Regions from separate parts of the Homo sapiens genome. Here region 2 is linked to region 1. A link is an interaction called in ENCODE POLR2A ChIA-PET data of the cell type or tissue named here. Cell type or tissue: IMR-90. All regions are shown on one strand.

The links. ChIA-PET counts read pairs that join two places held together with the same protein. Peaks named below come from ENCODE experiments on the same cell type or tissue, not always from the same donor. Only the 100,000 strongest peaks of a DNase experiment are listed, where the experiment ranks them.
Region 2: POLR2A ChIA-PET joins it to region 1 with 6 read pairs; 3 of 35 experiments call an interaction of 5 or more read pairs at or near these places.

What each region holds. Positions count from the first base shown.
Region 1 is chr19:1,416,189-1,418,688 of GRCh38, forward strand. It overlaps DAZAP1 (DAZ associated protein 1), which reads left to right. Exons shown (of 12, transcript NM_018959.4): 2 at 1,312-1,352; 3 at 2,016-2,182; 4 at 2,478-2,500. Among named protein-coding and RNA genes, the nearest start is that of DAZAP1, 9.9 kb to the left of the region's middle. RefSeq lists enhancers at 1-339, 340-934. In IMR-90, no CTCF peak of the experiment used is centred here; a DNase peak (open chromatin) is centred at 1,203; H3K27ac peaks cover 897 bases.
Region 2 is chr19:1,571,532-1,574,031 of GRCh38, forward strand. MBD3 (methyl-CpG binding domain protein 3) reads right to left here. Exons shown (of 7, transcript NM_001281453.2): 7 at 2,065-2,500. Among named protein-coding and RNA genes, the nearest start is that of MEX3D, 4.5 kb to the left of the region's middle. In IMR-90, no CTCF peak of the experiment used is centred here; no DNase peak of the experiment used is centred here.

The sequences.
Region 1 (2,500 bases):
GTGGGGCAGTAACGTGTTCAACCTGACAGCGACGTTTTTGCTGAAAGCCGAAGCCAAGGGTGGTGTGGTTGGCCGTCAGGGATACAGGGCCCCGCGTGGGAATGGTGCTTTCAGTGAGGCTGGCAGGATTCTTGCGGCTCAGGTGGGAGCTTTGGCCTGCACGGTGTTTTGCTCTCTGGAGACCAAGGGTGATGATGGTGCTGGCACTGAGTCACAGCTGAGATTCAGCTCAGGGACTTCATTTCTGAATGCGTGTCCTCTTTCCCAGGGAAAGCAGGCAGGATGGGAGAGTCGCCGATAGAACCACCTCTTCCCTGCCTCCTGGGCTTGGGGGAAGCTTGAATGACATCTAAGGCCCCGTGCCTGGGTAAGCCTTGTGGTGTCTCAGACATGCCCAGTGGGTGCCATGGCTGACTCAAGGTGGCACAGTCCCCATTGGGAGTTGGCACAGTCCCCATTGGGAGTTGGCACAGCCAAGGCCCTGGGGCCACCTGGAGCGGCAGTGAGGTGGAAAGGTGAGTGGGCCCTTGGGCGTCGCTGCAGGGTCGATGGCGGACGCCTTGGGAGAGCTCCAGCTCTTCTGCCCGGAGGAGACAGCCCCAGGACGGGGGTGGCGCGGGTCTTTGGTGGGGGCAGGCAGGAAGTGCCAGTGCTGAGACTGAATTTCAGGCCCTTCTCATCTGCCAATAAGAGACAGCCCCAGAATGGGGGTGGCGCGGGTTTGTCGGGGGTAAGTAAGTGGGGCCAGTGCTGAGACTGGAGCTTCAGGGCCTTCACCTTCATCTGTGGGCCTCTCGTTAGTTCGTGAGTGCAGGCTCATTGGGAGGCTTCTGTCTGTGTCCCCCCACCCCCGCCCCAGGCTGTAATTCAGAGGCCGTGTGGCATAGGCTTCTAGTTTACTGTGCATCATTTCAGATGTAGACTTCTACATTCTTTTTCCTGATTATAAAATACTCGCAAAAGCTGTAGGAAAGCGAGCCTGTGTCCCACTTGGCAGCAGTGCAGGTGAGCGTGGTGCCGTCACCACTGGCCTGTCCCAGGAACTCATCGCCCGCCACGCATGAGGTCAGCGTGCGGCTCTGTGGCACGGTCCTCTCCCCATGGCAAGGATTGGGATCATCTTTCATGTCTGCAGACAGCATGGGCGAGGCTGACTCGCCATTGCTGTGAGCTTTGTATGCCGTCACGTGCACAAGGACGTTTGCGTCAGCTGCTTCTGTGGTTTGAATTAAGACCTCAGCTTGGCTTGGATGGGGGCATTTCTAAGGCGAGCGCTGTCTTGATCCTGAATGTTTTCTCATTGAATCGCAGGAAGCTCTTCGTGGGCGGTCTTGACTGGAGCACGACCCAAGGTAGGTGGGGAAGGGGTGTCAGGTGGGTACTGCAGATGGGCTCTAGGACCTCGGCCTTCAAGTTGTGTCTGCCCGCCTCTTGCTACTGTCTTGGATATTTTAAAGTCCTTTTGACGTTGTTCTGATTTCTGGGCAGGGGACAGAGTAAGTGTGTATTTGCTCTGAGACTGTTAATTTGGTATTTCCATCCCAAGTTACAGGGAAGACCTCAGGCTGCAGGTTCCTAGCTCCGGGCTGAGGTGGCTTGTGGAGGCAGACAGCTGTTGTCTGGAAGTGCAGAGGGCTGGGGGCTGGCCAGGCTGTTACTGAGTTCAGAATAGGAGGAAAGAGTGTGTAGCAAAGTCGGCGCTCCTTGGCCACTGCCAGCATTCAGAGTTGTCTTGTTTGCCTTGCCTTAAACGTTGCCTTCCTGGACGCCTACAAAGTCAGGTTGTAACCGCTGGCCACTGCTGTGCTCACTGGCAGCCCCTGATTTACGTGAGGACCTCAAGTGTGTGTTGGGCAGAATTCCCCAGCGCTTCCCGTACACCCCCCACCCCCAGTGCAGCATCGCTCGGTGCGTGGCTGGTGGACTGGAGGAGTGTGCGTGCCGGCAGCACTGCCAGGCACGTGCCTAATGCTCTGGCCCTGTGTGTTTGTGTTTTCTTCCCGATTTCTGAGCAGAGACTCTGCGCAGCTACTTTTCCCAATATGGAGAAGTCGTAGATTGTGTTATCATGAAAGATAAAACCACCAACCAGTCTCGAGGCTTTGGGTTTGTCAAATTTAAAGACCCAAACTGTGTGGGGACGGTGCTGGCCAGCAGACCGCACACGCTAGATGGCCGAAACGTAAGTGCCCTTCCGGGAGCTCACACCCGCTCTCTGTCTCCCCTGTCCTTCCTCTGCTTCATTTTTTCCTGGACTCTGACCGATGTTTGCGTTAGAGTATGTTTGAACGTGGGGTCGATTGGGAAGGATTAAGCCTTGGTGCTGAGGCTGGATATTGCAGGAGGATACAGGGTGAATGGAGCCGGCGGGGCGGGGCGGGCCGGGCTGCTGTGCCGTGGCTGCTGTTGTGCTGACACCCTCTTTCCTAGAGAAACAGCCTCTTATTCACAACCAGCTGATTTGAAATTTCCTGCAGATCGACCCCAAGCCATGCACACC
Region 2 (2,500 bases), 160 kb after region 1:
CTCATTGTGGCCTCATCGCTCATTGTGGCCGCATCGCTCTGACCTCGGCCTCTGTCTTCACACACCCATGTCTCCCTGTATGTGTCCTGGTTTCCCTCTTCTCATGGGAACAGGAGTCACGGGATGAGAGTCCACCCCCTCCCGTACAACTTTGGCTTAACTTGTCTGCAGAGACCCTCTTTCCAAACAAGGTCCCATTCAGAAGTTGTGGGGTTGAGGACACAGACATCTTTGTGCGGACATGATTCAACCCATAATATACCTCCTTGGTTGTGACAGCCCAGATGCCCACAAACGTGGCCCCTGGGCCCAGAGTCACCTCAGGTGGGAAGCGCTGGTGTAGGTGGTGGCACTATTGTGGTCACCGTGAAATGTGAAATTCTCTCAGGCCCACTCTGCATCTGATGTTTTTTACTTTTTCTTTTCTTTTCTTTTCTTTTTTTTTTGAGACGGAGTCTAGCTCTGTTGCCCAGGCTGCAGTGCAGTGGCACAATCCCAGCTCACTGCAAGCTCCGCCTCCTGGGTTAAAGCGATTCTCCTGCCTCAGCCTCCTGAGTAGCTGGAACTACAGGCATCCGCCAACAAGTCCAGCTAATTTTTGTATTTTTAGTAGAGACGGGGTTTCACCATGACGGTCAGGCTGGTCTTGAACTCGTGACCTCAGGTGATCCGCCCGCCTTGGCCTCCCAAAGTGCTGGGATTACAGCCATGAGCCACCACGCCCGGCCGCGTCTGACATTTTTTCATGGGAGAATGTTGGAAGAAAATCACATAGGAAGGGAGGCATTTTGACCGGGCAGGGTGGGGGTTATGGGAGACAAGAGGAGCCGTGATCATCGCTGATGAAGCCCAGGGGTGGGCCTGGGGGATCCATTGTCTTGCTTAGGATACAGTTTTTTTTTGTTTGTTTTGTGTTTTTGAGAACGGAGTCTTGCTCTGTCACTCAGGATGGAGTGCAATGGCGCCATCTTGGCTCACTGTAAACTCCGCCTCTCAGGTTCAAGAGATGCTCCTGCCTCAGCCTCCTGAGTAGCTGGGATTACAGGTGCCCACCACGCCTGGCTAATGTTGTATTTTTAGTAGAGAAGGGGTTTCTCCGTGTTGGTCAGGCTAGTCTCAAACTCCCGACCCCAGGTGATCCTCCTGCCTAGGCCTCCCAAAGTGTTGGGATTACAGGCGTTAGCCACCGTGTCTGGCCTATTTATTATTATTATTTTTTTGAAGACAGAATCCCTTCACTCTGTCGCCCAGGCTGGAGTGCAGCGGCGTGATCTCAGCTCACTGCAACCTCTTCCTCCCTGGCTCAAGGGATTCTCCTGCCTCAGCCTCACGACTAGCTGGGACTACAGGCACCTACCACCATGCCCAGCTAATTTTCGTGCTTTCTAGTACGTGTTGGCCACACTGGTCTCAAACTCCTGACCTCAAGTGATCTGTCTGCCTAGGCCCTGCAAAGTGCTAAGATTACAGGCGTGTCCCACCTTGCCCAGCCTGTACAAAAAATTTAAAAATTAGCCGGGTCTGATGGCACACACCTATGGTCCCAGCTACTTGGGAGTCTAAAGTGGGAGGATTGCTTGAGCCCGGGAGGCAGAGGTTGCAGTGAGCTGAGATTACGCCACTGCACTCCAGCCTAGGTGACAGAGTGAAATCCTGCTTCAAAACAAAGAAAAAAAAAAAAAAGGCCAGGTGCAGTGGCTCACGCTTGTAATCCCAGCACTTTGAGGGGCCAAGGTGGGGGCAGATCAGTGGATCACCTGAGGTCAGGAGTTCGAGACTAGCCTGGCCAACATGGCAAAACCCCGTCTCTACTAAAAATACAAAAAATTAGCCGGGCGTGGTGGCACATGCCTGTAATCCCAGCTACTTGGGAGGCTGAGACAGAATTGCCTGAACTGGGGAGGCAGAGATTGCAGTGAGCCAAGATCGCACCATTGCATTCCAGCCTGGCGACAAGAGGGAAACCCCATCTCAAAAAACAAAACAAAACAAAACAAAACTCAGAAAGGAAAAGGAAAATGCACAGGGAGAATCCTGTGATGGAGAAGGAAGGCAGGCAGGACAGCAGAGACAGGAGCATTTTATTGCTTGTAAATTACATCTCAAAAAACCCACTTCACACACGTTAACTGGAAATATCTTCAAATGAACGGCCGTGAGCGTGGTTATTTTGGTAACCAGAGAAGGCTAAAAATTAAAACTGTGAAAATTAAAACTGAGCAGGGAAGGCAGTTTTGTGGTCTCATATTATTTGCCCTCAACAAAATTCTTTTGCCCGTGGCCAACATGGTGAAACCCTGTCTCTACTAAAAGTACAAAGATTAGCTGGGTGTGGTGGCGGGCGCCCGTAATCTCAGCTACTCAGCAGGCTGAGGCTGGAGAATCTATTGAACCCGGGAGGAGGAGGTTGCGGTGAGCCAAGTTTGCACCATTGCACTCCAGCCTGGGCAACAAGAGCGAAACTCCATGCCGAAGAAGAAGAAGAAAAAAAAGTACACAA